4 separate regions of the Mus musculus genome follow, and all the other regions are linked to region 1. Evidence: chromatin loops called from intact Hi-C (ENCODE). Cell type or tissue: heart. All regions are shown on one strand. Region 1 holds the start of Cfap298 (cilia and flagella associate protien 298). Region 2 holds the start of Mis18a (MIS18 kinetochore protein A). Region 3 holds the start of Synj1 (synaptojanin 1). Region 4 holds the start of Urb1 (URB1 ribosome biogenesis 1 homolog (S. cerevisiae)).

Evidence for each region. A loop is a pair of places that touch in the nucleus more often than their neighbours do. Peaks named below come from ENCODE experiments on the same cell type or tissue, not always from the same donor. Only the 100,000 strongest peaks of a DNase experiment are listed, where the experiment ranks them.
Region 2: it touches region 1 in a loop (11-fold over the local background); 6 of 42 quality-filtered maps call a loop at or near these places.
Region 3: it touches region 1 in a loop (4-fold over the local background); 10 of 42 quality-filtered maps call a loop at or near these places.
Region 4: a loop joins it to region 1, with 2.5 times the contacts of the local background. A loop is called at or near these places in 19 of 42 quality-filtered maps.

The regions. Positions count from the first base shown.
Region 1 is chr16:90,932,035-90,940,034 of GRCm38, reverse strand. Cfap298 (cilia and flagella associate protien 298) reads left to right here and starts at 5,186. Exons shown (of 7, transcript NM_026502.2): 1 at 5,186-5,453. The coding sequence starts at 5,315. It overlaps Synj1 (synaptojanin 1), which reads left to right. Exons shown (of 32, transcript NM_001164483.1): 32 at 1,001-3,938. The coding sequence ends at 1,795. In heart, no CTCF peak of the experiment used is centred here; DNase peaks (open chromatin) are centred at 4,954 and 5,634; H3K4me3 peaks cover 2,286 bases; H3K27ac peaks cover 1,571 bases.
Region 2 is chr16:90,720,730-90,728,729 of GRCm38, reverse strand. Mis18a (MIS18 kinetochore protein A) reads left to right here and starts at 1,359. Exons shown (of 5, transcript NM_025642.1): 1 at 1,359-1,704; 2 at 2,371-2,437; 3 at 6,972-7,094; 4 at 7,980-8,000. The coding sequence starts at 1,458. It overlaps Gm17518 (a long non-coding RNA gene), which reads right to left and starts at 1,310. Exons shown (of 2, transcript XR_876238.3): 1 at 1,059-1,310; 2 at 1-410. In heart, a CTCF peak has its summit at 1,430 (motif pointing left); a DNase peak (open chromatin) is centred at 1,359; H3K4me3 peaks cover 1,986 bases; H3K27ac peaks cover 1,664 bases.
Region 3 is chr16:91,007,854-91,015,853 of GRCm38, reverse strand. It overlaps Synj1 (synaptojanin 1), which reads left to right and starts at 4,546. Exons shown (of 32, transcript NM_001164483.1): 1 at 4,546-4,761; 2 at 5,685-5,830. The coding sequence starts at 4,664. It overlaps Paxbp1 (PAX3 and PAX7 binding protein 1), which reads left to right. Exons shown (of 18, transcript NM_026110.2): 18 at 676-1,817. The coding sequence ends at 793. It overlaps 4930404I05Rik (RIKEN cDNA 4930404I05 gene), which reads right to left and starts at 4,605. Exons shown (of 3, transcript NR_028368.1): 1 at 4,535-4,605; 2 at 387-605; 3 at 1-38. In heart, no CTCF peak of the experiment used is centred here; a DNase peak (open chromatin) is centred at 4,593; H3K4me3 peaks cover 2,537 bases; H3K27ac peaks cover 1,432 bases.
Region 4 is chr16:90,806,237-90,814,236 of GRCm38, reverse strand. Urb1 (URB1 ribosome biogenesis 1 homolog (S. cerevisiae)) reads left to right here and starts at 3,824. Exons shown (of 39, transcript NM_029497.1): 1 at 3,824-4,038. The coding sequence starts at 3,897. In heart, no CTCF peak of the experiment used is centred here; a DNase peak (open chromatin) is centred at 3,716; H3K4me3 peaks cover 1,693 bases; H3K27ac peaks cover 1,066 bases.

The DNA of each region.
Region 1 (8,000 bases):
CCAGTGCCTTCTCTGTAGAAGGCACTGCTGATGAGAAAGCACTGCTGATGCCATCACAAGTCTCCAAGTCTTACGTAGATCTAAGTTATTCTAAGGTGAGGGTTGGTAATGTAGGCCTCACTGTAATTGGTAGTCTGATTTCAGCTGAGCCTTGTTCAGGCCAGCGACTATCCTCCATTAACCAGCTTTATAGTCAACAAAGGGATTTAGGAAGAAGTGCAAAATTTTTATGGCCATGAAGTGAACTCTGAAAATTCCTCCCATGGCCAGTGTATTCAGAGTCTCCTCATTTATTTTTTTTTTTTTTTTAGAATCAGTGCTCATAGAAAAATGAAATGTCCCCTTCCATTTTAAATCATCATTGGAATGAGTTATCTGTCTTGCCTGACAGGGTGAGCAAGGTCAGTTAAAGAAGCTTATGTTATTCAGTGAGTAAGCTACAAAGGCAAACTGTCATTAAAAACTGAAAGAAAGCTTTGAAAATTCACTGCCAAATACAAAAAGGGAAAGTTCCCATTTATAGCTTTGAATTTATGAATATATTAATAAGTTATCTTTTATTCATAAAATTGAATTTCTATAGGGAATTTAGATGAAACATATTTTCATAGATGGGTATTGGAAGTTTATTATGCATATTTAGTAAATGCTCTTATATGTTTCTTAAGTTTTTGTTAAACTTTAAAAGAACAGAGCATGAGCAAATTCATCATTTTGTATAATTCTTTTTTACCATTTCAAAAATCGAATGGAAGAAATTATTCCATCACATTTCTTTGAGATTTAACAACCATGGATTTATCTAGTTATGAATTCTTAACATAATTTTACTGATTTTACCCTATTTATTAAACCACCAAAGCAAAAATTCTATATAGGTACTTTTTAGTTTTTAAATTTGTATAATTGCTCAAAAAAAAGGAGAAGTAATAAAATTAGGAAGAGAAGGGAGTAGTAATAAATTTTAAAAATTGATCATTCAGTGTTTATTCTTTTCCAGGTAAAAATAAATGGCATTTCTGGTGTCAAACAAGAGCCAACATTGAAGAGTGACCCATTTGAAGATCTCTCACTTAGTGTGCTTGCTGTATCAAAGGCTCAGCCTTCTGTTCAGATTTCACCTGTTCTAACCCCAGACCCAAAGATGTTGATTCAGTTGCCTTCTGCATCGCAAAGTCAAGTTAACCCTTTGAGTTCTGTAAGTTGCATGCCAACCAGGCCTCCAGGTCCAGAGGAAAGCAAGTCACAGGAGAGTATGGGCAGTTCTGCAAACCCGTTTCCCAGCCTGCCCTGCCGGAACCCTTTTACAGACAGGACTGCTGCCCCTGGAAACCCATTTAGAGTTCAGTCCCAAGAATCAGAGGCAACTTCTTGGCTCTCCAAAGAAGAGCCTGTTCCCAACAGTCCCTTCCCTCCTCTCATGCCTCTCAGTCATGACACGAGCAAGGCTTCAAGTTCGCTTGGTGGCTTTGAGGACAATTTTGATCTGCAGAGCCAGTCTACAGTAAAAACAAGCAACCCCAAAGGATGGGTAACCTTTGACGAAGACGACAACTTTCCTACAACAGGAAAGTCAAAGTCAGTTTGTCCAGACTTAGTGGGTAACGCGCCAGCTTCATTTGATGATGACTGGAGTAAAGGTGCGAGCGTTTCTTTCTGTGTGTTGCCAGCCAGAAGGCCACCACCACCACCACCTCCTGTCCCTCTGCTACCACCTGGCACAACCTCATCTGCAGGACCTAGCACAACCCTGCCATCTAAGGCACCTTCCACATTGGACTTCACGGAAAGATAATTAAGTAGGGAGGGCGGGAGTTTCTCCTCGTGTGTTTGGCTGTTTGTTTCTGTTTTGTCAGGGTGGATCCAAGAGAATGGGGCATTAGTCAGTCATGTGCAATAAATGATCAGTAAGAGCACTGATATTTATATAAAATACCACTGGAGGATGTGGAGAAAGCTGGAATTTGTGTATATCAGAAATAACAAAGACATCCTCTTATTAACTGGAGTTCTACTTTTTCTCTTCAGATGAATAGAATAGAGCAGGAACTATTTTTAAAAGTGCTTAAAACTACTCTAGAAAATAGTCCTTATTCGCATAGTCACATAAAAATCACGTAAAGCCCACACAACTGCAGCTGACAGGACTGCAGCCCATTGTGCTGTTGAGGATTGGTAGTCATGGATACTTACCAAAGAGCTTCCAGAGTTCTGGTGAGATTGTTGTGAAAGGCATCACTTTAGTCAAAAGGTCTGTGTATGTGTACACTATGAGTATATGTCTGTATTTATGCACACAAACATGTATACATCCACATACTTATAAAACTTGATATAATTCAGATCAAATTTTACCTAACAGTTCTGACAATGTCCTTTTTTCAATATCTGTCAAGAAGATGGCCGCCACCGGCTGTGCTTTCTATATTTTGACTGATTGTGCATCCTGGAGTAGAATAATCCCTTTAGAGAACTGCCATTTCCTATTATTCTCTACCCCAGCCCTTCAGAGTCACCCTCATTACCTTCCTCCTCTGTACCTCTATGATGCCTTTCTCTGGGCATTTACAGTTGGCCGTCTGGACGTGGTCGGTCACGTGGACAGATAGAAGAGTGGGCGCACACCACCAGCTTCACGGAGGAACATTGTCCGTGTGCTCTTTTCTCTGCGTGGCCCTTTGCCCTTCCATACCTTTCTGTTTGCCAGTTGCCTGGAGCTCTGCTTTCAGCTGTTGAGTGGTCTGAATTAGGAACATGTCCAGTGTATGTTCTCCCATGTAAGAGGCTACATAGCACATCCATGATGCTGCTTTAAGGCTTTAGAGGCTATACCTCAAATTAGCTGTGGATTTTGTCTCCTGCACTGCCAGTATGCAACTGATCTTACGTTTATTAATTTTGTGGGAAAAAATACATGGAATTTTTACAAAAAAACAAAAACAAAAAACAAACAAACAAAAAAAAAACAAAACAACAAAAACATAGTATTTTGATATCATTAGTTAAGCCAGTCAGAAAACTCCCTAAGCTATTGTTTGGTCAGTTGGTTGTCAGTCAGCTGAAGTTAAAACATCCTTACCCATTAAGACTTAATGTTCTCTTTATATAAAAAGAGAGTTATGTGCTTACACCCACGTTCCTACATCTACCTACCTGAACCTTTAAAGATGTGTATTGTAAGATTAGAAAGGACGTATGGCTGCCCTCACCTCCGTGTAAAAGCACAGCAGGCTGCATCGCACTTCTCTCCTAGAGCAGATCTGTTAGGACAGAGCACCTTTGCAAATGCTCAGTGTTATCACAATCCTGTGTTTATAGAAGTAACTCTGCTGCAGCCATCACTCGCTGTTAGCAATAACTCTTGTGAGTTTTAGATCGTGCTTGTTGGGGTTCTAATCATTTCAACAGTAGTAGCTTTTAAACTGCAGTATTACTAGAGCAGTGTGCTTCAAAATGTGAATTAACTTGTTGAGATTGTGGCTGTAACATCTGTGTGAGTAGTGTGTATGGTATCCACTCCCCATTAGCAAGCTAATCCACTTTAGAAAACTGAAGCAGTGTGGATCGCAGCCCTGAGCAGTGACTCCCTCAGGTGTGAACCACTGTAATGTCTGCAGAGCAATAGCTCTGCCTTGTCAGGAAGTCTGGTAGCTGCTGAAACGCACAAAGCAAGTTAAAGTTTGCTACAAAGAACTCGACATCGTGTGTATTTGCCAGGTCTGGTCAAAGCAGAAAACAGACACTAAGAATCTCTGTGAGTCTCTGTTCTCTCTAGTAGATTGCTGTTTATATGTATGTAAGAGGTTTATCGCTTATGTGGCATACAGTATTTATAACTATATACTTTATAGAAGTACAGTATTAAAGTTGCTGGTATACATTCTGTACATATCTTGTGAGATGTGCTGTCATATGAAATAAATATGTCTTTATCACCAGCTGACTTCTTTACTCAAAAGGGAAGAGGTTTTTTTTTCTCTCTATGCATGTGTGCACTCCCACATTCGTGTGTGTGTGTGTGTGTGTGTGTGTGCACATAATACATGCAGGGAATAAGAGGTAGTTTATTCTGAAGCCAAATTTGAATGAATGACCATGACAGATTTGGGTTACCCCAAATTCCATGTTCACAAAGTTTTGTAGCTCTCTAAGACAAAGTCGTAAGTCATGGCAAGTTTAAAATACATTGGTGGAAATGCCAGAGAGGCATATACAGTAAGACGAAGTTTTTCTTTAGTTACCAGATGCTATTTGACGATATTCTTAACTTTTGGGTTAGTGAAAGCTACGTTTATAGATTTCAGAGCCTATATGCAAGTTATTTCTGACCCATAGGAGGGCAATGGACGTCTGTTCTAGGAGCTATAGCTAACAGAGACAAGGTAATCAGTCTGGACCCGCAGATTCACAGCCTCTCCACATCACTGCTGTTTTTATTACACAGCTTCTTTCCAGGAATTTCCATTGGCAAGTAAAAAATTTAATGTGCCATCACCACAAACAAACAAAAAACCCTCACCATTTAGCGAAACTATGAGTTTGAGATCATTTCAAAGCACAGGTTAATTTTCTTTGCTAATTTTCTTTACTCCTCTATTTGATTTTCTTCCATCCATTTGTTTTCTCTTTATAACACTAAAATGGGATCCTCAGCTGTGTCTGAGCGCCCTGGAAGAACAGCGCTGCGCCCGCTTGCCCTATCTGAGATTGTGGGGGACCGAGACTCCATGGGACGGGCGATAGACAGCTGTGGAACTAAATGAGCTCTGCACAGCAGCAGCGCTCCCCACTTTTTGACCGGAGACCCAAAGCAGAAGGCATTTCCGGAAGCGATCCGTGCCTGCGCGAAACCAGTCTGAGTTTGGCGGCGGCTATGCTCCCATAGTGCCCAGCGCTCGCTCTCATTCTTAATCCAGGAGTCGCCATGCTCCTCCAGCGGACATCTCCCGAGTCCCCGGACCGTCCGCACAGGCCTCTAGCTGTTAGTTTGGGTTTTGGTTGCCCGGGCAACAGCTACTTCCGGGAGCGGCGACTGTGCGGCCCGCACAACCTGTTCTTCAGCGCCTCCGGCCTTCCAGGCGCGAGTTCTAACTGGGCACGAGCTCAATGTTTGACTGTTGCCCCTGGCAACAGCCACTTCCGCGAGCGTGCGCCGTTTTCTTCATCCCTCCGGGCTGAAGCGTGAGCCGCGTTCCACGGTTCCTCCTCGGAGCAGCGGTTAATCTCAGGCTGGTGTGGGTCCGGCCGACCCGGCTCGGGCCTCGTGGTCCCTGCCCCGCAGCCTTGCCACCTCGGCGGCGCCTCTGGCGCAGCCATGGTTGTGCTGCACGTGAAGAGAGGCGACGAGAGCCAGTTCTTACTGCAGGCGCCCGGGAGCACGGAGCTGGAAGAGCTCACGGCGCAGGTGGCCCGCGTCTACAACGGGCGGCTGAAGGTGCACCGGCTCTGCTCAGGTGCGGAAAGGGAGGCCGGCGGCTTCGGGGTCAGGGGGCAGCGCCCGGGGTCGCGAGGATTTGGGGAGATTTGCCGTAGCCCGGGGTGGGAAAGGAGCATCAGGGTTGACCGGGGATGAAAGACCAACGGCTGGAGGAAACCCAGGCTCGCCAGCCAACCGCCGACTCGGAGGAGAGCAGCCGGGATGCCAAGTGAGGCTGAGCTAAGCCGGGATTTGGGCTTCCGGGAAGTGCGAACGTACTGGGTCGAAAGGTGGCGGGACGGAGCTGAGGGATCGGGGACGGTGGGAGTTGTCAAGGGTGAGGGTGGAGTGAGTGGTGGCTGCAGGGAAGGGGGACAGTTTGAGACGCTAAAAGCCCTGGCCCTTGAGTCTCTTCGCTTTGAAGCCGCCCATGAAAGTTCTCACCGGGAGAGCCTTGGTGTTGTTTTCTGTCTCCTAGGAAACACATGATTTTTACATTATAGAGAACGCCTTAAGACCCGTTTTATATATATAATCAAACTTAACTGCTTTCAAAGAAGGCTCAATATTAAATGACATATTAAAAGTAAAACATTTAGGGGGTGGGGGGAACCTCCGGGTCTTTAACATCATAAACCGAAAGTGTGGGGCAGCATGTAAGAACTGCATGGGTGAGCCAGGCGGTGGTGGCGCACGCCTTTAATCCCAGCACTTGGGAGGCAGAGAGAGGCGGATTTCTGAGTTCGAGGCCAGCCTGGTCTACAAAGTGAGTTCCAGGACAGCCAGGGCTATACAGAGAAACCCTGTCTCAAAAAAAAAAAAAAAAAAAAAAAAAAAACAAGAATTGCATGGGTGAATCTACACAGAGGTAGGCACTGAAGCAAATACCATGGAGGATCACTGCCCCTGGCCTGCGCCTCACGACTTGCTCAGCCTGCTTTCTCATACCACCCAGGACCACTTGCCTAGGGGTGATACCACCCGGAGAGTGCTACCCCCCCCCCCCTTACTGTCATTGAGAAAATGCCTTACCTACAGACTTGCCTACAAACAGTCTGAAATAGACATTTTCTCAGTTGAGGTTCCTTCTTCCTAGATACGTCTATGTTCATGCCAGGTCAACAAAAGCCAAGCAGAACCAATTGCTTCCTTGTCAACACCAATCGACATATCACCATGAAACCATAACCCTCTCCTTTTTGTTTATCCCCAAGACCTTATTAATATGGATATCTCAATATAAAACAAATTCCAACTTTCAGAAGTTCCACAGGCTTTTAAATTTTTTCACTTTAAAAATGCAGTCTCTTTCAAAGTTCAAACCTCTCTGTAATATCCATTACCGGGCACCTGTAAAAAGACCTAATCTCACTCCAAGAGGGAAGACCATGAGCGCACTCGCACTGGAAGGAGAACTGAAGTGCAGCCCTGTGAAGCTCGCTGTCAGAGGTGCGGGACTCAGGGTCTTCTCCGCTCCCTCTGCTCTGCAGGGCCCACAGAACACATCTCACAGGCTGAGGCTGGCTCCACTCCGTAGCTGCTGCTGTCCTTGGTGGTCATCCCATGGTGTTGGCATTTCCAAACTGCCGGAACCGCAGGCTTCCCCTTACCAATGGCACCGATTGCCTCTTGGCCTCTCTTTGGGCTCTCTCACCCTGCATCATGATGCCAGGCCTCAGCCTCTCTCCATGATCCTTTCAATCCTGGGGTTTCCCTGAAACTGAAGTTTGACCTGGCCTCTTCCTATGCCCAGCCTCTACTGTTCTCCATGACTCTTCATGCCCTCACAATCAGTACCATCTGGAAGGTGCATACACTTGGCCAAGTTTGGCTGCAGGCATGAGCGGGCTTTGGCCCCCTCTAGACAACAGCTCTGTCCGTTGACCCTCAGGAAGCTTATCCCAGAAGGTTTTTGTCTTAACGATATTGTTATTTTCTTAGTCACAGCTGATCTCAGCCCTGGCAAGGGTTTCACACTGCAGTGGTTCTGGTCTGGTCTTACAGCTCTGGCTGAGCAGAACCAACGGGGTGGGTGGGTTGAACTCAGAGATCTGCCTGCCTCTGTGTCCCAAGTGCTGGGATTAAATGTGGGAAGATTCTTAATACAAAATACCACACGAATGGCCCAGGTAGAGTCTTGATTTCCCTCTTGACGTTCACAGGCAAACCTGCATCATCTGCCCTGCTCTCTGCCTTGGAGCTCCTCCAATGGCCCAGTGAGTGCTGAGGGCTCCGTGGCTTTTCCAGCACAGAGTTCCAATGGTTAGGTCTGTCATGATGTGCCATGGTCCTCATACCAATTCCGTCTTCAGTAGCTTTCTGTAGCTGTGAAGAAGAAAGAAAACAACAGTAGAAATGAAGGAAGCAAGGAAGGAAGGAAAGAAGGAAGGAAGGAAGGAAGGAAGGAAGGAAGGAAGAAAAAACCACCATGACCAAAAACCTTGAGGAGGAAAGGGTTTTTTTCATTTTGACAGTTTTAGTTCCTGAGGGAGGTCAAGGCAGGAAGCTGAAAGGAAACCCCTACTGGCTTGTTCCTCAGGTTTTGTTCATTCTTTGTCACCCCAGACCATCTGCCCATCCAGTG
Region 2 (8,000 bases), 210 kb after region 1:
CTCCCCTCCCTTGTATGTGGCCATATCCTTCTGACTATTAGTTAAATACTTTAATGTGTACAAACAGATTCCCCAGCTTATAACCAAAATGCTAAGAGTATGGCCAGGTAGCATCAGGGTCTACAGCAGGGTCCCACTGCTTTGCTGTAATCTGCCTATTGGTGTACCTTCCAGTGTATTTGCAAAGTCTGTTGGTTTATGGTATTCTTTGCTCCGTTCCGTCTTGGCACACCTCAAGCAGGACCACAGGATTCCTGGCGGTTAAAGGTCGATACGCCTCAGGGACTTGTTGAAATAGGTTCCAAAAGGAGTCATTTCTTTGCCTCTGGGCTGGGCTGTTATCCTAGCATGTGGGAGGCTGAAGCAGGAGGATCACTGTGGGTGAGCTACATAATGAATTCCTGGGCAGCCTGGACAAAAAAAAAAAAAAAAAGATTCAAAAAACAGAAAGTCAAAATCATATTCAGAGAAGGCAAAATAGCCTTTCTAGTTTCCAGCCTGGTACCACCTCGGTCAGGTCAACGACTTAGGATTTGAAACTTTTTGCTAGTGGCCAGAGATACGAAAATAGGTGGTAAGTGTGATGTAGTTTAGTGAAGCGAACTGGGTAGTGTGACTGGGGGGGGGGGGGGGGGGGAGGGGGATATGGTGGTCTTTGCGTGTTGTTTCTTACTGATGCATCCAGGCTGTTCGTGGTGGCGCGCCTTCCCTCTAGCCTGTGGTCTTTGAAATCAAAAGCTGACTTTCTTTAGACTGACCGTCCTTCCCGCCCTGGAGTAGGGTGAACCATACTCTGACCCAGACACACGCCCACTCTGTAGCCACAGCGATGCTGTCCCCTCCAGCTTCTCATATTTTTTCCTTGCAGTGCTAGTCTCAGTAACGCTGGGTCCTTGAGGCAGGGGGCGTCTTTGGCTCGCCACAGACCCCTGTTTTTTTCTAGATGTAGGAAAGCGGGTCTCCGGGAGCAGACGGGCTAGAATCAGAGATGTGACTTGCAGTACACCGCTTGGAATTCCTGGGTCCACTTTCGGCTCCGTGAAGATGGGTCTGCTTACCCAGCACGGGCATGCCCGCTAACAGTGTGGAGGAACTAGGTGAGCTGCTACTCATTTAATTCGAAGCCTTCAACTTTCTCAGCAGCGGCGGAAGGAGCTGAAATGCCCGCAGATAGCACCCCAGCACCCCAGTTCACCAGCTTTCGCTCAGGAAGACCGCAGGACGCAAGCGCAGTGAGCGCGGCTCGCGCGCCGGTCAGATGGCGAGCATGCGCCTTCGATGCAGTCGGGCCCTTCTTCAGGTCCCACCCCTTCGGGCGGTGCCCCGCCTCTTGCACCTTGCGCATGCGCAGAGGTATTATTCCCGTGAGGTTCCGGGGCGCGGCAAATTCGTATGTCATGGCTGCTTCCTGGTCTCTGGGATGTTCCTTGACCGCTTGTGGTTAAAACCGCCTGGCTATGTCGAGCGAGTCCCCCCTGCTGGAGAAGCGTCTGTCGGAAGACTCGAGCCGCTACCTGCGGCTGCAGAAGTGGGCAAACATGTCGAGCGCAGACGCGTTAGGGCTAGAGAAGGAACGGCCTGAGGAGAAGGCGGCCGCGGCGGAGAACCCGCTGGTGTTCCTTTGTGCCCGCTGTCGCCGGCCACTGGGCGACTCGCTCACCTGGGTGGCCAGCCAGGAGGACACCAACTGCATCCTGTTGCGCAGTCAGTTCGGGCCGCCCTCCTGCGTCGGGGTTTCCTGGGGCTGCGGGGGCTGGGGTGGGGACGAGAGCTGTCCCAGCAAACCGCAGGAGAGGCGTCCCTGTGGGTGGCTCACGAGTGACAAGTTTTTTCCTGGGTCTTCCATGCCCCCCAAGGGCAGCGGTTGAGCGTCATCCTGACGTTTTAGGAAGGTGCTTCCTTCAGGGGAGTGTTTTCACATCTGACGGACTCTGTCAGCTGCTTTGGGGACTTAGCTTAGTGTCCTTGGGCAGTCTGTTCAACTGCTTGTGCCTCAAGTTTCTCGTCTCCAAAACGAGGGATAATGATGGGATAACGGGGACGATTAAATAAGTGTATGGTATATGGCCACAGAGTAGGCGATGTCTTTACTGGGTGAGTCCCAATGCTCTTCGCTGGGTCATTTTGTTTATCTCTTAACCCCACTGGTTTTCAGAAAAGGATGTGAAGTAATCCTTGTTCCACCTCTTCTCCCAGAAGGCCCCCATCCCTTTAGTGCTGAACCACGGGAGTACCCCACTTCCCACCAGTCTTTGGGCTCTTTTTTTCCCCTAGTCCTCTAAAATACAAGTTAAAGTTGAGTTAAAAGTTCCTGTCTGCAGGTGTGTAACAACAAACCACACTAACAAAGTGTTGCGACTCTCTTTCCAGGCGTCTCCTGTAACGTCTCTGTGGATAAGGAACCGAAACTGTCCAAGTGCAGAGATGAAGACGGTTGGTAAGTAAGATATTTATGTGAATATGTGAGAGAAAATTTTATTTTATTTATTTATTTTTGGTTTTTCGAGACAGGGTTTCTCTGTATAGCCCTGCCTGTCCTGGAACTCACTTTGTAGACCAGGCTGGCCTCGAACTCAGAAATCAGCCTGCCTCTGCCTCCCGAGTGCTGGGATTAAAGGCGTGCGCCACCACGCCCGGCTGAAAACTTTAATTTTAAGGAAAAATCTTCTACCGACCGTTCTGTGAGATTGCTTGAGATATAACTTTTCATGGTAATTGAATGCATTGAAAAGAAGAAAGGATCCATTATTTGATGGTGATAGCCCCTTAAGATCGGAAAGTGGGAGTTTCTAAGATTCTGAAAGTGTATTTAACACTGATTTTTAGGGCTCTGAGTTTGGTGCCAAAGAAAATGGAAAGTAAAGCAGAAAATATCTATCTTAAAATCTCCAAGTTGAAAGTGTCCTATTCCTGTCCCAGTGCTGCCTGTCTCTTCCTTGTACTGGCAGACAGAAAATACTAATACAGAGCCCACACCCACAGCTGACTGGGCTACGCAGACAGGCCATCTGTGGCTGTAAGTCACTAGTCCCAGGTTCCATGTGCTGGGGCCGAGGGGACAGATAACTTGTCACGGCTGACTACTAACTAGTGTTGGCAAGTGCTGTCCTCAGCAGACTGAGTAGAAAGCTCTGCCTTTTATGTTTGCTACCCCAGAGAGGAGCCGTGTCTTGCTGAGGTGTAGAAACTAGTTCAGGTAGTACCTCAATCAGAGAATCAAGAGGTGGGACTGACTTGAAGGTTTTAATAATGGTTTTAGTAATATTCGAATATAAGTGTTATAGAAACTGGCAGGGAAATTGCATTGACATTGATAAAGATGATATGGGTGTGACAGATTATGTTGTTGGCAAGTAGCTGATTTCAAGCTTGGAAATCTCAATTTCATATATTTTTAAATTTATTATTTTCTATGTATGAGTATTTTGCAAGTATGTATGTATGTTCACCATGTGTGTGCCTGGTGCCTAGGAAGGTCAGAAGAGGGCATTGGATCCTCTGGAACTGGGAGTTACAGACAGTTGTGAGCTGCACTGTGGGTACTGGGAGTTGAACTTGGCTCTCTCTCTACAAGAGCAGCCAGTGCTCTTAACCATTGAGCCATCTCTCCAAATCTCAACTTTAGGTGATATTTTATTTTGTGGCCAAAGGCTACGAGCCCAAGGAATTAGCTTCCCCTCGGCTAGAGCACTGATTACAGTAAGTCTTACAGGGATCGGGGCATTGCCTTCCTCCCTCTGAGGTGTTCTGCTTCCCGTCTTGAGTCTTTTAATGTCAGCTCCTTTTCCATGTGTGTCAGGTCTGTGTAGCAGGTCCACTCTTCTGCACTGACTGTGTTCCCACTGACCAGGCTTCAGATTGGTAGAGATTTGAGAAGGAGCCGCCTTTCCCTGTCAGTGATCTGGGGTTACTTGAGCTCTTTGCTTGCATGGCCTCAACCCGTTGTTTGTATTGCCTTAAATTGTCTTGGGTTTGTTTCACCAGGGCCCTGTGAAATACTGTGTTGCTTTGGGATGCTTTTACGTTTTTCAGAAGGTCCTTTCTACTGAACATCTGGCTAAGTCATTATAGTGGTCAACGAAGGCATGGGATGGGCTTCAGAAGCCGCCTATAGAGCTAGCAGTACTATCTCTGTTTTCCTGATTTCTGTCCTTTACCGAGGAGGGTCTTACAATTGAGCCAGTTCTTGTTTAAAGCTGCTTTATAGTGCCTCGTGTTGCTTCTCAAGTCTTGTTCAATGATAAGCTGAATTGGGCCCAATGATAGTGGCCGCTTACTCCCTACTGTTCCCCAAGGGTGTTCTAGGGTCTGGATTAGTGTGGACTATGATAAAGAACCTATCCTGCCTAGTTCTATGTTAGTTTAGCTCTATCTGAAGAGGAGGAGGGAACCTCAGTGAGGAAGAGCCTCCATAAGGTTGAGCTGTAGGCAAGCCTGGAAAGCCTTTTCCTCACTAGTGATCCATGGGGAGGCCCAGCCCATTGTGGGAGGGGCCAGCCCATTGTGGGTGGGGCCACTCCTGGGCTGATGGCCCTGCGTACTGTAAGAAAGCGGGCTGAACAAGCTAGTAAGCAGCACCCCTCCATGGCCTCTGCATCAGCTCCTGCCTCCAGGTTCCTGCCCCCTTTGCGTTTGTGTCCTGACTTCCTTCACCGATGGACTACAATATGGAAGTGTAAGCCCAATAACCCTGTGAGCTGCTGTGTAGATTCTGGGAACAACTCAGGTGCTCTGCAAGAGTAGTGCTGCTTTTAGGCTCTCACCCAGTCCCTCAACCCCAAGATATATCGACATATCTTATGGGAAGTCTTTTAAACACACCATGGAAACAATACCGAATGAGTGGCAGATAGCTTAACCAGTTCTATCACTAGTGAAATTTTACCTGGTGGTGATGTTTTGACCTTTGTTCCATATGTTGTTGTGATAATTAGAAAGCATCTCCATGTCTGTCTTGCCTTGCCTGGCTCTTCAGTGGCTCCCTTTGGTATGATGTCAAGAACAGACACTTAGTGGTAACAGGTCCCATGTGAAGGAGGAATTAAAATACTTTGAAGTAATAACCCATTGTCGTGTACATTCCAGTACTTTAATTAAGAGTAGATCTAGCCGGGCGTGGTGGCGCACGCCTTTAATCCCAGCACTCGGGAGGCAGAGGCAGGCAGATTTCTGAGTTCGAGGCCAGCCTGGTCTACAAAGTGAGTTCTAGGACAGCCAAGGCTACACAGAGAAACCCTGTCTCGAAAAACCAAAAAACAAACAAACAAAAAAGAGTAGATCTAAAAATCCAGTAAGCATTTGGTAAATGTTGGGACTGTAGAATGGTAATTTAGGTACATTAATTTGCAAGGGCTTTTGGGAGACATTGGACTGTGCGGACAGTTTAAAGATGTGAGCGGGCACAGAGGGAGAGCCAGATCCGTGGAACAGGAGCCAAGAAGACTGGAGAAACAGTTACGCAGAGAAATAACAGAAACTTCAGTAAAATGCCGTTAATCGCCTGTATTGACACGTCTCTAGTTGATAGTAAAGTGTTTATGTCAAAGTACAGTGTAAGGAAACAGGACAGGTCTAGCATGGACATGGCAGATGCATGTCAGCGACTGAGGTAACTAACTGGTCATGGTGACACACATCTACAGTCCCAGCACCTGGATGGTTGGGGCAGAGGACCAGGAGACCAAGCTGATTCATGGTGAATACTCCCCACCGGGCTTGTGCAGTTGTTCTTGCCATGGGGCATCACCCAACTGTGCAGAACTTTTGTCTGAAAGTCTGCAAACCCACTGCCTGCTCCTGGAGCAGAGTTACAGACTGGCACGTGGGTTGGCCATGTTTTTATTTGTTTCTTTATTTTCAAGACGGTTTCCCTGTGTAGCCCTGCCTGTCCGGGAGCTTACTGGATAAACCAGGCTGGTCTTGCCCTCAGAGATCCACCTGCCTCCCAAATGCTGGGATTAAAGGTGTGTCCCACCATTCCTGGAGGTCTGTGAGTGAGACTGGTTCTACGGCTACAGTACAGGGTTAATGCTTACATCAGACACCAGGTGGCTTAAAAGCCTCAAATGCATATTCTCTGCTTCATTACAATAAAATTGCCTCTTTTCCTACCTAGAATATTAATGATGGGTTGGACATTGTAAAAGACATGCAGAATCTGTGTTTTTAAATTTGGACCTTTATAAGCATCCATCCATCTGTCTGTCTGTCTGTCTCTCTCTCTCTCTCTCTCTTTTCCTTTCTCATCTTACTCACTGCTCCCCTCCCAGTCACCCCCTCCCACAGTCCTTCCCCCACTCTCCCCTCCCCTTCTCTGAGTGGGTGGGGTCTCCCCTGTGTGTCCCCACCTCCGTGGCACATCAAGTCTCTGCAGGGCTAGGTGCATCCTCTCCCACCGAGGCCACAGATGGCAGCCCGACTGTAAGAACAGGAGACCCAGAATCTTTTTGTTGCTTTTCCAGATTTTAAGTAGTTTGTCTCAGTACCAGATCAGGGACTCAGTTCTGGAAAACCCTGGCTTGGCATTTGTGTTGCCCAAGGTGGTGCAGCCGAGGGCGGTGCTTGTAGTTCTCCTGAGTCCTCCTGCCTTTGTTCTTCCTCATCTGTGTGACTCGATGTGTCAGAGAGAAGCTGTGTGTGCTGATGCAGCCTTCTCACCCACCACTTGCCACAGGAGGATGGGGTAGGAGGGCTGGCCTACAGAGGAGGCGTGTGTGTGCATGTGCATGTCTGCCTGCCTGCATGCATGCTTGTGTGCATTCGTCTGTGTGTGTGTGTGTGTGTGTGTGTGTGTGTAGGTCAGGGACTCTTGTTTCACTGTGTGGGTCCTGAGATTGAATCAGGTTGTTATGCTTGGCAGCAAGCACCTTTACCTGAGCCATCTTGCCAGCCCCAGCTCATGGGTTTGAGCAAGGAGGGTTCTTAAAGAGATTGCTGCTTTCTCCCTAAGCAGTGGTGCTTCTCTGTTGCAGCATCCTTGAGGCGCTGTACTGCACGGGCTGCTCCCTCAGCCTTGGCTATGTGTACAGATGCACTCCTAAGAACCTGGACTACAAGCGCGACTTGTTCTGCCTCAGCGTTGAAGCCGTTGAAAGGTAGGTCTAATAGATGAGCGGCTGCCTTGTGACTGGTTCTCACAGAATTAGGTCCTCAGAAGCTGTGTGACGACAACAGTACAAAATCACCACCGTTAGGTTCATGTGTGTTCTGGAGTAACAATTTCTGATGGTAAAGAATTTATTTGGTATTGGAAAAGACAGATAGTAGATTGTAGGAGGAAATGTATGACCTTTCTTTGAAGTGAAAAATCAATTGAATTTTTTGTTTATTTATATTTTACTTATTTTGTTTTGGTTTTTTTGAGATAAGGTTTCTCTGTGTAGCCCTGGCTGTCCTGGAACTCACTAAGTAGACCCGGCTGGCCTCAAACTCAGAGGTCGGCCTGCATGTATGTATGCGTGCTGCATGTATGTATGCGTGCTGCATGTGAGCCTGGTTCCCGGAAAGCCAGAACTGGAGTTAGGGAGGCTGAGCTGCTGTGTGGGCGCTGGGAACCAATCTCAGCTCCTGTAGGAGCTGTTAACTTCTCACTGTCTCTCTAGATCTTGATAATCAAGGGTCTGTCCCACAAACGTGAAAATATCGAAGTCTCTTCTGGAAAGTCATATAAAGCAAGCAGTGGCTTCTTAGGTTTGCTCTGCTTGTCCTTGGGTCTCCGGGTGTCATGCTGTTTGGCCACCTGACTACCTGAGGGGGAGGCTTATTCCAGTAGTGACATATTTCTAATAGAAAGTGAATACGGAGGGCTATCTGGCCCAAGCCTCGGGAGGGGTGCGTTTACAGGGTCTCTATGAGGAGAGAATGGCTGTGTTTAGTTATTTGGTGCTCAGAGTAATGGACTTAGAGCTGCCATTGTGAGCTGCTATAATTTGATGTTTATTCCTCTTCATACTTTAACTTTGTAATGCACTGCACCTCAGTTACACCTTAGGGTCCTCTGA
Region 3 (8,000 bases), 76 kb before region 1:
GGGTTTCTTCAAAGTAAGGCAGAGTACTTACGGCAGGGCTGAGAAAGAAAGCAGAAATAGGCTTTAGTGGATGAATTTAGGAGTTGGAGGCTGCCTCTTGATAGGTTGGTGAAGTAGAGTTTGTGTTAAGCTGTGCTCCAGAAGGACCTGGACTGTATGGCTGGGAAGGAAGCAGACAGCGCTCCAGGGCGGCTTGGGATCACACTGGGGTTCTTTGTAGATATTAATCAAAATCATTTATCTAAATGAAGTTGTTTTATTCTGTATATGAATGAATTTCCTGTCCCTGGACCAATCATTTACACATGAGTTTTGTTTTATGTGGCTAGATAACAGATTAATTTTTTCTCATACATTTCATGTTGTTTTGAGAGTGACATACATACCTGTCGTGTTGCCCGTGGGGCAGTCAGGATGGCTTCCAGGTTTTGGTTCTCTCCTCCCACTAGTGGGATCTGGAGAGTGGCTCCACAGAGGTTTGGTGGCAAGCATCTTTGCAGGTGAACCATATGCCAGCCCTGCAGATGCTGTAAAACCTGCTGTAGCGTCCACGTCTTCTTCTCCATACGTAAAATCCATGCTTGGAAGGCTGTACTGCAGATTCTCTAAGTTAGTGTAAAATCAAGAACAAATTTTATCTCAATATAATATTACAAATTTTGTTATCTCTTTCAGGGAAAATATAAAACAGATAGTAAAACTTCTTGCAAGCGTTCGGGCTTTGGATCACGCTATATCTGTTGCAAGTGACCACAATGTGAAGGAAGTCAAGTCTCTGATTGAAGGAAAATAGATCTGCGACCAAAAAGTGTTTGCTTTGCTGCCATTTCCAGTGTGTACATTTTGTATATATGTAAAGTTTCTTAAACTGTAATATACTGATTCTTGTTTTAATACAAAAACATTATATTAATACCGTGTCCTTAAATGTGATTTCTTGAGAATGAAAGGAACTCAGATTATTTCTAGGAGTCTATGGATGTTTCTTTACTGCCTGTCATATTTTGTTTATGGAAGTATTTTATATGGTCATTAAATTAACTTCGTTTACGTATGCTCTATAAATGATGAGTGTTTAGTGTAAGTTGTATAATTTTGCGTGTCTGTGTGTGTGTGTGTGTGTGTGTGTGTGTGTGTGTGCATGTATATTTATACCACCATGGATTTTCATGCTGGAAATTTTGCAGTGTTTTTCTACAGAGGAGGCTTTTTAACAGCAGGAACTTACCCAATAGCAATCATCTTAGGGAAATACTGCACTGCAGCAGCTGAAGGGCTGGCAGGTGATGACCTTCACCCCCCACAGTGACTGCTGTCACTGTAGTTGTGCTGCCTTAAAATGAAAACTGAAATAAGACTTTGTCGTTGAGTGAGTGTGGGACTTCTGGGAGTCTGCCCTGGAGGCAGCTGTGGGTTTAATACGAGCCTGAGGCGACATATGCAGTAGTGTGGGGTAGGATGAGCCACAAACTAACTGCATGGCCTGGGCTGACTGACCTTTCTCACTATTGTCTTCCCTGCCCAGCTATAGATATGCATTTCTTTAGTCTATCCTGTTTTGAATCCCACATATGTGAGTTATATATGCAATAAAGAACATGCCTTGCTGATCAGACACACCCAGGCAATTTACTATCCATGGTATTCTGTAATGTTTCTACCACACTGTAAATACTCAGAGAAACTTGTTTTAAGGTTGATGCTTTCTGATTCTGTGATTTTCAGAAGAGTAACTTTTCAGAAATTCAGGACTATCGTTTGAAAAATATATATGTAATTAAGCTTTAGCCAAGCATTAAATTAATTTTTAAACACGCCTTTTGTTGTATCTTGCTGGTGACTAAGTTCAGAGCATACATACAGTGGTTCATATGGTGAGGCTGTTAACAGGCCAGTGTGCACTTGGACAGTGTTGTGCTCTCCTTTCTCCATCAGTTCTGGAGGTATTATGACTTATCTCCACATATTCATTAAGGATGAGGGTTGTGTTTTTTGTTTTTTGGTTTTTTTTTTTTTGTCATTGTTGTTGTTATTAATCTTTCTTGGCTCCTAAGGGAAATTAAATTTCAGAGCACTCATTCTCATGAATTAAAACAAACACAAATATGTATTTGGGCCTTAAACTGTTTCCAAGCCCATCAGTATAAAACCACTCTTCCTATATCCAGCTTTAGTAATTGTTTGGATAAGCTCCAACTGCCTATGCTAACACTTAGGAACAGGCTTGGACACTGTCCTAGGAGTCTGATGCAAGGTGAATGGAGACCAGAACTGCATATAGAAAGTGCTCGTTATGTCTCGACGAGGTTGTCACTCCTGAATGAGTAAAGAGCACTAAATATGGAATTCTCAGCTGCCATAACACTGGTATTTACTAGCTGAGTGTCTTAGAACAGCTACTCTCTTGAGTGCTTAAGGCCAAAAACTGGAAATAACTGTCACTGGAATCATGTATCTTATAAAGGTTCTCAGCTCAACGTATAGATTCTAGTGGTTTCTGGTGCACCTGGGTTTGTCATAATTCTCCATTCTACCATTTGTCTTCATGCCCCTACATGGGGACCTGATTCCCCTCTGCCTCCTTTGTAACAAACGGTACCTGTGATTTCGTCTCGGTCTCTTGTATAACCACAACAGTCTACCAGATATCCAAAACTTTTTTAGACTCGGGTCACCCAGTCATCTGTCGTTTGCTAGCGACAAGAATCAGGGTATGAGCATTCTGACAGCCTCACCATTGCTCAGTTCCAGTCAGCACAATTGGCTTCTTTGCAAAGCTTTAGACTGTGCCTATATATTTTGAGTTAGTCTACTATAGACACTGGTTTGCTAAAACGTGCAGCTACTTGGATATGTTGTAACAATAATAAATAGAAAAGGGACAATAAGGAATGTTCAAAGGTCACTAGTATGCTTTTCAAATCTTGGGTTTATTTTATAATTAAAAATGTATTTTGAAAGGACTTGGGAAAGCTAAGACCTACCACTGCTGCTTTAGCTTAATTTGAAGAAAGACATTATAACAGAAGCTTGGACCTCCGCTTTCTTAGTTCAGGATACCAAGAATAGGCAGAAGGCTGGCTTTAGAAAGCGCTTAGTGCCATGATTTCCACCTTGACAAAGAGTTTTTGGTGTAGTTTCACAGGGATTCTTGGTGTGAAAAGAATGATGGGGTAAGCAAGTTTGATTACAGCTCCACTTGGGGTAATTTCAGTTGTCATAAAAAGGTTCATCCCTAGGGCTGGGGATGCCCCCCAGCTTGTAGAATGCCTGCCTGGTACGCATGAAGCTTTGGGTTCAGTCTGTCACCACGTAAACCAGGTATGGTTGGCACACTAGCCTGGGCTCTGTGCTACTTTGTCTCAAAAAACAAAAGCTACCTCCAAAGTACTACAATTCAGTGGCCAGCTCTCCTGAACCCGTTTTTGTCGGTGCATGTCATATACAGTCATCACACTTAAGAAAAATCCCACTCTCAAACATCCCTGTTTTATTTAAAGGACTGTCCCCACCTGAAATGGACACTTCTTGGGAGGGAAAAATGGCTAACCACAATTCACAGCAAGCAATTGTTATTATAAGCTTGTGGTTACTGTAACCACAACAAAAAAGTAAAAGTTGTTCTTAGGAGACTAAGTGAAAAGATCTAAGAACTGAATCCAAGTGTGTATCTCCTTGGCTGGAGGTGGCTTCTCTTGTGTTTAGTTTGCTTTTAATATTTTAAAACTAGGGTGGATTTGTCTTCTCTAAAATAGAGAAGCGTTGAGTCACATGACAGCATGTTAGAGGAAATGTTTTTATGCAATACGTCATATTTAAATTGTGCTTTTGGGAAGAAAGTAAAAAGGGGAAGAGGCTAGGGGAAAGCAAAGGCAAATGGAACATGATTGCCGTGCTCCTTGGATTCTCAATTCCTCTCTAAAGCCCCAGGGACTACAATGTCCTCCCATTTTTGTCTCTGAAGTATAGGCAGAATAATTCTGCTGGACACAAGTTTTAGACATAATGTCTCGTTTAAAAAGATAGTTTGAAACAGTGTGATGCCCTTAGTTATAAAATTCCACGGCTGGCAAATCGACAGTGACAGCCATGTTTTGTTTGACTGCCTGGAGTTTCTGGTTGCTGGCTTCCCCCACTCTCCACTGCATTCGGTTGAGCACTCTTCCATCGCCCCTGGAGCTCGGAGAACACACTGAAACAGCCAGGGAACAGCCTCCTGCTGCCTCCCTGACGACAGACACCATGGACAGCTCTTCGAGCGCCACCCAGCCGGCGCGGGGTGCACACCGTCCCCCGCCTCGCACTCGCCCATCGCCCATCAGGTCTGCGGAGGCGGCAGGGGGTGGTCCTGATGCCCGACTCGAGCACGAATCAACACGGGCTCCCCCAGCTCTTTCCTGAAGTCCCTCCCTGTCGCCCGCGGGGAGGGCAGAGCTACAGGGCTCCACGCGAGGAGGACGGACCCTCCCTCTGCCGGCTCCCCTGGCCGTGCCACCTTCCCACTCCCGGGGCGACGGAGGCTCGCTTCACGGACCCAGGACGCGGCGGCCGCAGGAACCCGGTGACCAGTAAGCGCCCTGCTCGGCAGCACGGTCCCGCGTGGGCGGAAACGGCTCCGCCCTTTCACCCTAAGGGGCGGGCCTTCCGCCTGGGCAGCGGCGCAATGCGGAAGAGCTGGACCTGCTGGAGCGGAAGTGACGCTTCGGGCGGCTGTAGCGGCGGAGGCTGCGGGAGAAGGAGGAGGAGGAGCCGGAGGAAGAGGTGAGGCAGCGGGCGGGAGGGCGGGGGGCGGGGAGCGGCCCGGGCTCTACCCAGGGGCAGCCGGCCGGCCGGGTGGACGCTTCCTGAGCGGTGGCGGCCGTCGCAGCCGGGTCGCAAGCGGTGAGAGGCGGCCGAGGGCCGAGGGCGGCGGGTTGTGTGGAGACCCCGGGGCTGCGGGTGGCTTGCCGTGACAGCGGCTGTCACCCAGCGGGCGGGAAAGGACCCCGTCGGCACAGGCTCCCGGGTATCTCTGGCGGTGCGTAATGGAGGCGCTGAAGCGCCCGGTGCCTCAGTTCCCCCCGGCTCCCCGGGATCTCGTTGAGTGGCGGTGGGATCCATTCGTCACGGTGAGCTTCGTGACTGGGCAGGAGGCGGCAGTCACCTGTGTGGCTTTCCCTGCCCTTCGCCGCCGCCCTGGAGAGTCCGCGGTGTGATAATCCCGTCCCTCTCCGGCCCCCTCAGGAGCTTTGAATCAGCCTGATTAACCTTCCCTCCCATCCCCTTGCCCATTCCGCCTAGGGATCGGCTTGAAGTTTCCCCATCAGTTCCCTTCCCGTAGTGACAGATCGTGAAGCAGGAAGCCGATAAACAACCCCAACTGAAAATACGCTACAGATTTTCCCTTTGGGGAAACATAAATTAAATGGGAAATCCACCTTATCCAAATCAGGACCGACGGTGCTAAAAACCCCTGCCTTGTCCTGCCGTATCTTGAGAACTGGACGCGTTTCCTTTTGCCTTTTGGTTAAGAAAAAAAAAAAAAAAGGTGACGCCTTATCTTTTGGAATAAACCGTTCACCCCTGAGCTCTCTTTTTCTCTACCCCCAACCCCCATCAAACTTGTCAGTGAGGGACCTCAGGAGGACGCCTAGCAGTCCTTGCAGCAGAAGGAAACCTCAGGTGCATTGACTTGGTTTCCACAGGGCTGCCTCTGAAGAAAGGAGAATGGCGTTCAGCAAAGGATTTCGAATCTACCACAAATTGGATCCCCCACCGTTCAGCCTCATAGTGGAAACTAGGCATAAGGAAGAATGTCTCATGTTCGAGTCTGGGGCTGTGGCTGTGCTCTGTAAGTCACGTGTTTTCACCTGCCCGATTCTGATCTCTGTTTTGGTTGTAACTCGCGAGTTCAACAGTTTATAAAAAAAAGGTTCTTGAGAACCTTCTCCCTGAATTTGATCTTCTGAGCTTTAGCGTACGGGTTTGTGCTTTGGCTTAATTTGAATGAAGCCTTATTTTCTGTAAACTGAGATAGCTTAGGGTTTTTATTGGGGTGATGGTGGTGCAGGGCGGTGCAGATTTTGCTGCTGGGAGTTTGTTTTCCATCTGTTCTGCTTCTAGAAGTTTATCTTTTTGTAAAATGGTGTTGCAATTTTGTCTTTATCACATTAACCCAATAAGACAGCTTGCATCTCCTGTTATACCCAGAATTTTGTTAGTCAGATTTAATAGGAATGGTATGATCTGTGCATCATACATCAAACCCTTATTTGTTTATTTATTTATTCAGGTGTCCCTTGTGCTCATGTGTGGTATTGGTGGGTCAGATTCAGGGCTTCAGTCACTCTAGGCAAGTGCTGACCATCCGCTTCTCCAGCCTAAGCTTTTATATCTTTAATAAGAATTGCAGACAGCTCCTAAAATATTTCATGTGACATATGTGCTTGATTTCATATTATTGAAAAATGACCTTTATTTTAAAAGGATTACTTATTGTACCACACAAAATGATGTTTGGGTAAATTTGTGGCAGATAGATGAAAATAAAAGGACTAATTCACATTGTGTTTCGTTCATTTTTTTTTTTTTAATTTAGTCATTTATTTGTGTGTAGGTAGGGGACAAGTGGAGATCAGGACAGCTTCTGGGAGCTCCTCCTACTATATAGGCCCCAGGGATTGAACTCAGGTCTTCAGGCTTGGTGGCAAAAGCTTTTTACCTGCTGAGACATCGAATGTACCCCATGCTTCATTCTTAATACAAGACTGGGGCAGACAACCCCAGTTTGGGATTGTCTCAAGTATTTGTTTTAAACAGATTTTCTAATGGTAACTACTTGTTCTTTTATTATTATTATTATTATTATTATTATTATTATTAATTATCATTATTACTTTAACAGTCTATTAGAGTTATAGCTGGGACCTTCATGATATAGCCAATGCCACTGAATTCCAGACCACCACCCCCTCCCCCTTCTCCTGAGTGCTGAGAATACAGGTGTGCACTACTGTGCAGGATTGACCTTAGGGCTTCATACATGCTAGGCGAGCACTCTGCCAACTGAACCACACCCCCAGCCCTCTTATATTTTGCTCAGACTGTTTATTGAACATGATGTTTGGACTTAAGAGATGGTCAGTTGGTAAATGCTTGCCATGTGAGCATGCAGGTCTGAGTGTGATCTACAGTCCCTTCATGAAAGCCTGGCAGGGCGTCACATGCTTATAATCCCAGCACTGGGGAAGCAGAGGCAGGAAGGTCTCGGGGATCTCTGGTCAGCTGTTGTGGTCAAGTTTCTAAGATCCAGATTTGGCATAAGAATCTAACTCAGAAAATAATATGGAGAGCAATAAAGGAAGATGCTTAATCAGTCTCTGGCCTCCACGCACGCGCACGCACGCACGCGCGCGCTTAAATGACATATTTACTAGTATAAGCCTTAAATAGTTTAAATACTGCTCTTTAGACTCAATAAGAGCATAAAATCCAGACTTATGCATATATGATTTCTATGTTGGTTCAAGTGTAACCTGACTGAAATAGTAAAATTTTATTCTGGTAGAGAAAATGATAGTGACATAATGAACAACCCTTAAGCAAAGATTAGTATATAACAAATGTCTGTATTCTTGGTGTTTCCAGTAATATGATTTAAAGGGAGAGACAAGGGGCAGACACAATCTAAGAAAAAGTTTAAGTAATATTCAGTATGAACTTCAGTGTTCCAAATTGGTTTTTATGTTATGTTTTATTAAAGCATATTGGTTATGTTTTAATAAAATGAAAAATGCCATGCTCCAGTGTTAATCTCCATAATGTGTGTCATACTGTAGATGTGCTTATAGTATTGAACACTGAAATAAAAACATGAGGCCGGAGGGGCTTGGCTAGTAATGTAAACTGTTATCAGCTGCTTGTGTTTGGTTGACATTACTTGATGTATTAATGTTGTCTAGATACAGTTACAAATGGGAAGTCACTGCGGACTTGCAAGTTATGACTTTACCTGTTTTCAG
Region 4 (8,000 bases), 130 kb after region 1:
AGACTGGCCTGTGGGCAGGTTTGTGGAGCATTGTCTTAGTGTTAATTGATATAGGACGCCCCAGCCTACGGTGAGAGGCACTGCCTCTAGGAAGGTGGCCCTGGGTGAGCCTGTGCTGGAGCCAGTAGGCAACATTCCTCCATGGCCTGGGCTTCAGGTTCTAGTCTGGGTCCTTGTCTTTGCTCTCCTCAGTAATGGATGCAACCTAGATGTGTAAGACCAACAGACCCTTTCTTCTCCTAAGTGGCTTTTGTTCAGAGTGTTTTATCACAGCAACAAGAACAAGTAGACAGCAGACTTGGGAGGAGTCTAAGAAGACAAACGTCACCTACACTACAAGTGTTCTAAAACCAAACCAAGACGAGCTTCACATGGTTATTTTATTCTACGTAGAACAATAGGAATATTTTCTATTCCTCCTCAAGTTTCTTTCTCAGAGAAGGAAAAAAAATTGACAAACTAATTGTTTCTGCTTTTTCTTTTTTTTTTCTTTTTAAACTACCATTTCAGTAAGATATCGACGATGAAATAACCTGGAGTTTATGACCATGATGCATTTATTGTTCAAATATTTCACTTAATTACCATATGACCTTTTAACTTCTCACCTTGGATTCTTGGTGTAAACTGTTGGTCTTCACAGAACTTGTCAGCTTTGTTACATCCTTAGTGACCCTTTAGTGGGGTAAGTGAACCGTGTTATGCTTTCTTGAATCTATTATCACCGATTACAAAAAGCAGTGCCCATGGCCGCTGTTGGTGGGTGTTGGCCTTTTGTGGACTTGGACTGAGTGCCCAGATGCCCATGGGTGTTCTCTTTGCTCAGCAGGCAGAAGATCTGTCTGTCCTGATCTCAGTAAACATCGCACTAAGACGCATACCAACTGAAGAGACCAGGACTGGAATCAAAACGAAGACAGGCATCATGCCTCTGATTTCTACACTCTGACTGTGCCAGTGAGCTCTCATCAAGGCGAAAGCTGAGACTATCAAGAGGAGCTCAGCTCGGGGCCGGGGATGTAGGTCATTGGTAGAGGTCTTGCCTAACATGTTTGACTCTCTGGCTTTGAGTTCCTGCACTTCAAAGCAGTAGCAGAGATAATACCGTGAAAGCATCTCTCCCATGGACGATGATGCTATAACTCTCTTACTCTGCATCCATGATAAACAGTTTAACGTGAACTTGTTATGGATTCTGACTGAGCAGAACTAGAATTTAAACCAAGGTGAAAACTCGGGTCCGTGCATTCATTCATAGTCATATCCAGATACTTACTAAACAAACATTTGTTGGTCCAGTGTGTGTTCCAGGCAATGGAGGTGGAGCATCTGAGCTTGGTGCCATTGTGTTTGGTGCACATTAACAGAGACTATTCTGTATCTCCAATAAGTAAGAAAGGCAAAACAAAACAAAATAAAGGACGGTACAAAGCCACAGTGAAGAATGGACAGGAAGTCGGGTGAAGTGAACATCAGAGTCACTGAAGGAAGAAGAAAGTCAGGAAGAAGCTTCAAAGGCTCTGAAACGGATAGAATGTTCTAGAATAGTGATGCTCAGCCTTCAACAGAACAGAGAAAACTTGGGAACTGTTTGAGGGTTTGGGCCCCAGATGCTGACCCTACCTGGGGAGGTAGAACATTCGAGAGCGTAGCTTAGGTAGCAGAAATGAGGCTGGGAGTGGGCCTTGAGGGTGATATCTACTGGATGTGGTCCAAATTTTGTTTCTACCAATGTATGAAAAGTGTGAGGCAAGCCCCTACCTCCGTGGGTGAGTTGCCCCAGACACTGAGTCCTCCCTACCATAACACATTGACAGTTTTTAAAACTTGTGGCCAAAGTAAATTCTTCTCCCATTTCTGCCAGGTTTTCAGTCACTGTCACAAGATAAGTAACGGCCACTGAGACAAATAACACAGGGCTTCTCGTGGCAGGCTAGCTCACTGTCGGCTGGTGAGCTTGGCATTGGGCAAAGTATCAAAGACCTGGCCTAGTTATTTAGAGGACTGCTCTGAGCCAGTCTCAAACATCCATCTGTAATTCTGAGTAATTACTTGCCATCGGGTATCCCTTTATCTAAGGCTAGGATGGACAGGGGCAGCTTCTATGTAATTGAGGCTAGGATCCTGAGTACCCTGGTAAGTTCCCTGGTCTCACTAATTCTTGTGGGTTTAAAAAATATTTTGTGAGCTGTGTGTGTGTGTGTGTGTGTGAGAGAGAGAGAGAGAGAGAGAGAGAGAGAGAGAGAGACTTGCCACAGCATGCATGTAGAGGCCACAAAGCAATTTGTGAGAGGAGGTCTCTCCTTTCACCGTGTGAGTTCTGGGGATTGAGCTGAGACCATCACCCTCCCAGCCACACCCCCACCCCCAATTATTTATAACTTCCACTAGTACAGAGAGATGATAATTTCCCCCAACATCACATAAGCTAAACTCAAGGCTTTAGACTGTTTCTTCCTTCTTCTTGCTGCCTTTTGTTTGGGTCCTGGTGAGTGTCAACATGGGCAATTGGTCACAAGTCGGTCTTCAGCCTCTTCTCTCAAAATTATTCATGGTTTTAGTCATCTTCATTTTTCTGACAGGCCCGGGACCTAGGGATTCCCACAGATGCAGTTGTTTCTGTAGGCTACAGGCTCAAAGTCAAAGGCAAGTGTTGTTGTTGTTGTTTGTTTGTTTGTTTTTCTCTTAGGGACTCTAAAATCATAGGAGTGACAGGGACCACATTCTTAGATGCTTAAAAGATACTTGCTTCCAAAAGTGTGCCTTATTAGACTAGAAGAATATGACAGAGAATTTCAGAAACCATCGATTTCCCAACTAACAGGCTAGTTTGGAATTTTAAATACATACCAAGATATTGATAAGATCTGTTTTTTTTAATTATGCAACTGACTGTTTTTACTTTCCCACATTTTTGCCAGAGCATTGAATGCAGCCTGTAAATCAACAGCTTACAACAAATAAAAACTGTATCGTACTCTCTGTCCCCTTAAAGCAGTTCTTTAAACATTACATTACTTGCCGTTCTCCAGCCCAGGACTGGGGAGAGCCGGCTTTGTTGTCTCCTTTTTAACGAGGGTGCTGAGATGCGGGCACTGTCCAAGGAGGTTTTCTTAAATGCTTGCTTTCTTTGATCGCCCCTGGCCTTCAGCACCACAGAAGGAGTGCATCAAGGTTTGGGGGAAGCAAGCGTGGATGGAGGTTACTTGAAATGACATCTAACCAGCCTAGGCCTTCTGGCTAGGGTTGTGACAAAAACTGGGGATTCAGGGTTACGGACACTCTGGACCACATTCCCAAGCTAGGGCTTTTCAGAGGTAAGTCCACCTGATGTCAAGCCCTCGGGAATTCACCCGGCTTACACTTACACGCAGGGGGCTTGAACTGAGGAAGTATCAATCTCATGAAGTTGTTCAAAGGATATCATTAAAATGCTCAGAGATTTTTAAATATCTGAGCTCTTTGTGCTGCTCTTTGTGGGTCTGGGAGTTCTTCCTGCTCAGGGAGTTGCGGGAGCAGGGGAAGCATTTTGATCCATCTGCCCCAGATTGTTGCAGCTAAGGGCGGGTATGTGATTTTTCTTTGCAGGCAGAGCACAGCCAGAGAACCCTTGGGGAAATCCCAGGCCCTACAGGCCCCACCCAAGCACCAAGCCACGCCCACACCACCCAGAGACACGCCCCAGAAGGCCCCGCCCCCAGGTGTTCTACCTTCTCCACGCCCCCTTCAGCAGGCCCCGCCCCTTCCGCCCTTTCTCACCCGAAGACCGGCTCTTTTACCGGCTTCCCCTCATAGGCTCCGCCTTTCCTTCCAGTCCCGCCCCTTCCTTGCCGCCGGTGCTTCCGGTCGCGTGGGTTTTCCGAGGGTGCCGTTTTGCTGGCCCGGTGGTTTGGGCCATGGGGGTCCCCAAGAGGAAGGCGTCAGAGGGTCCCAGCAGCGCGGCGTCCCCCGCTGGCACAGTCAAGCGAACGCGAGCGGAGGAGTTCACGGGCGTGCGGTTCAAGACCCTGCTGAAGGATGCGCAGGGCCCAGGACCGGGTGAGTGGGAGCGGACTCCTCAGCTTCGGGGCAGTAGCCGGCACAGCGGCGCCTCGGAGCCCGGCTCGGAGTTAGTCAAGAATAGTTCAGTGAGATAGCTTGCTTGGGCTGTCAGTAGCCGTTCCCATAGTAACCAACTGTCAACCCTGATAATGGCGGGATGTCACGTGTAACAAGTTCCATAAGGACCTACAACTAAATCGAGTGACTAGGATTGTCCGGACCGGTAACCGAGAGGGGCCAGATTCTGTAATTTAATTTCACTCGCTGCAGAGTGTGACACCACTTCACAACGACTTCTAATCGTGCAAGGAGTACATTGGTTGTGAGGAGAACCACAGTTGAACATGTTACCATGTTCAGACGTCAACGCGGTGGTAAAAACAAGACAGCGAAATATTTCTCTTAGGTTAACAAAACTACAAAGTTAATAAACTATCGCAGGGCTTGATGGTTCGTGCCTTTAATTCAGCACTTTAGAGGGAGGAAGAGGCAAGAGGATTTCTGTCAGTTGAAGGCCAGCCTTATCTTCTTAGAAAGTGCCAGACCAAGTACACCTTGACTTCCAACATTAGAAATATTTGAAGATTAAGGATAGAATTGGTGCCATCCTGACAGTGTCATGTTGGCAGAGCACTCCTGACTGCTGCTGCTGCTGCCAGTCCAAAGAAGAGTAAGCTGTCCGTCTCCCTGAACTGCCCTGGGCTAACTCAAGCCAGGGGACTCGGTAAACACTATATAGTGAGACCCTGACTCAAAAAGTATTCTCAGCTAATGTTTTTCTTACAATTTTTATTTTTAAACGTTTGGTGCCTCGCCTTGGTCGTTTGCTTAGAAGATGACACCTTTGCTAGCACAGAATTTAGCGCCCCACACACTTATTCGATATTTAATTGCAGTTGCTGTTTGTTAGGTAGAGATGTAATGGGCGAATAAAACCCTGGCACAGGTCTTGCCATTGCAAATCTGATAGTTTGGGAAAGCAGGTGACCAGCAAAGTCACATAGTCACGGGTCTTCCAGAAGGAGCCAGCTATCCATTGTGCCTAATGGGCCTGGGACCTTGATCTGTGAAATCAAAGAAGGCTTCCCCAAGGAAGCAGGTTTTTCATGAGTTGTAGAATTGTATAGGGAAAGGAGCCTTCCTGGCAGAAGAAAAGCGCCAGCTCGGTTCCTGAAAGGCTTCTGTCTACATTTCAGGGGACAGCTAGGTTGGCAGGTACATGACTAATGAAGTGATTGAAAGACGTTGCGAAGCTGAAGTCAGTGGGTGAATGTGGGAGTTTGGAGATTTTTATTTGACTATAATGTCAGGATTTTTCTCTCCCTTTCCCTCCTTGGTACACATTGAGTTCCTGTCATGGGAATGCTCTCAAGGATTGGATTGGTGGGTGTGTGTTGGGGATTTTTAGGTTGCTCTTGCTGTTCCCTTTGTGTGGTGGAGAGGAGCTTTGGGATTCAGTGGCAAAGGCTACTCAGTTGAGTAGTGTCAGCAGTAGAGAGATGACTGACCAGTGAGTCGGGATTCTAGATCAGAAAGGATCTGCTCAAGTCTGGTTCTTCAACATACTTGCCCTTCACTGGTGACGGGGTAAGTGTTATCCCTGTTCCTCATTGCAGTACCAGACAGGCCCAGTCTCCTAGATGTTCCTCCCTCCTTGTGCTCGGTCATCCCTTGGCTCAGTGGTCTCCTGTGTGTGTGTCTCTGGAGTCTGCAGTTCCACATGTACTTCCTTGGTGGTCACTCTAGTCCAGGCACCATTAGCCTTTCTGTGATAATGGCCAGAGCTGTCCAGGCTTGGTGTCTTTTCTACATTTGTTTCCTTGTGTCCCATCACACATGCAAGACGAGGTGACCTTTTAAACTGCCAGTCCGCTCCTCTTGTGGCATCCTGTGGTGCCATCCTACTGCACTTTAATAGCCACAGTTATCACCACTAGTCCATCTTGCCTTCCTACTGCACTTTTTTTTTTTAATTCTTTTTTTTTTCTTTTTGAGACAGGGTTTCTCTGTATAGCCCTGGCTGTCCTGGAACTCACTCTGTAGACCAGGCTGGCCTCGAACTCAGAAATCCGCCTGCCTCCACCTCCCGAGTGCTGGGATTAAAGGCGTGCGCCACCACGTCCGGCCCTACTGCACTTTTAATAGACAAAGTCCTGACCACTAGTCCATCTTGCCTTCCTACTCGTTTGTCTCCATCTTAGACCTACTCCCTACTCCCAGATACCAACCCCAGTGTACCAACCCACAATGTGTCCCCGTCCCCCCAGCCTGGGACTTTTCACATCAGTGACTTGAAGCACTGTCTCACCCCTGTCCCCCAACTCATTCTTTTAGTATCAGGTGCAACCTTACTTAGGGACGCCTCCCCGGCCCCTGGTCAAAACCACATTCTGCAGTTATAACCTCTTAACAACCTTTCCCCCCCTCTTGTCTGCAAAGCACTCACCAGTTTGTGGTGTGTGTCTAAGGAACTAGTAGGTCCTTAATACATCTCTGTGTACCTTTGGATACCATTGGTTGTACCACGTTGGTGGAGACCATTCACCAGCATATCCCAGGTCTGTTGTATGTGGTAAGAGCTCAGAAAACAGTGACTGGAAAGATGGCTGTAGAGCTGGCAAGTATAATAATAGACTAGAAGCTCCCATCTTAGAGCACCTTGCACTACCTGGAGGTTTAGTCTGGAAAGTGTCTCTTTAAGAAAGTATTAGCACCACTCTCTGCCGTGGCAACCCTTACTGTTTCTTGGAGTCTATGTTTGCTGCCCTGAAGAAGAGGAGTTGGTATCGTGAGTGACTCTTGGAGACCTGAGGGATAGAGCCACTGTCACTCTGGGCCACCTCTGTCAGATGTGGTACTTGCTCCCTGTTGCACTTGGCTGTGCTGCGGGAGCCTAGGAGACCTGAGGGATAGAGCCACTGTCGCCCTGGGCCACCTCTGTCAGATGTGGTACTTGCTCCCTGTTGCACTTGGCTGTGCTGCGGGAGCCTAGGAGACCTGAGGGATAGAGCCACTGTCGCCCTGGGCCACCTCTGTCAGATGTGGTACTTGCTCACTGTTGCACTTGGCTGCGCTGTGGGAGCCTAGGAGACCTGAGGGATAGAGCCACTGTCGGCCTGGGCCACCTCTGTCAGATGTGGTACTTGCTCACTGTTGCACTTGGCTGGGCTGCGGGAGCCTAGGAGACCTGAGGGATAGAGCCACTGTCACCCTGGGCCACCTCTGTCAGATGTGGTACTTGCTCACTGTTGCACTTGGCTGCGCTGTGGGAGCCTAGGAGACCTGAGGGATAGAGCCACTGTCACCCTGGGCCACCTCTGTCAGATGTGGTACTTGCTCACTGTTGCACTTGGCTGGGCTGCGGGAGCCTAGGAGACCTGAGGGATAGAGCCACTGTCACCCTGGGCCACCTCTGTCAGATGTGGTACTTGCTCACTGTTGCACTTGGCTGCGCTGTGGGAGCCTAGGAGACCTGAGGGATAGAGCCACTGTCACCCTGGGCCACCTCTGTCAGATGTGGTACTTGCTCACTGTTGCACTTGGCTGGGCTGCGGGAGCCTAGGAGACCTGAGGGATAGAGCCACTGTCACCCTGGGCCACCTCTGTCAGATGTGGTACTTGCTCACTGTTGCACTTGGCTGCGCTGCGGGAGCCTAGGGCAGCAGCGTTCCTTGAGAATGTTTAAGGAGCGAGTACAGTTGCAGGGGAAACGCTACACGCAGTAGGAAGTGAGGTTGAGAAGGCCTGAGTGTGAGCAGAGGCCACCCAAGTGCAGCGGGCTTCGAAGGCTTTACTTTGTGCTGTATGCAGTACCAGCATCAGCCCCTTTAGACTTTATGTAAGCCCGGTTAGGTGGCCCCTTGCTCTTGCTCATGTTGTAGATAAGGTATCAGAACTCAGCATTCAGTGACCTGCCCACCACCATGGAGCTAATAGGCAGTTACTCTAGGATGTAGGTC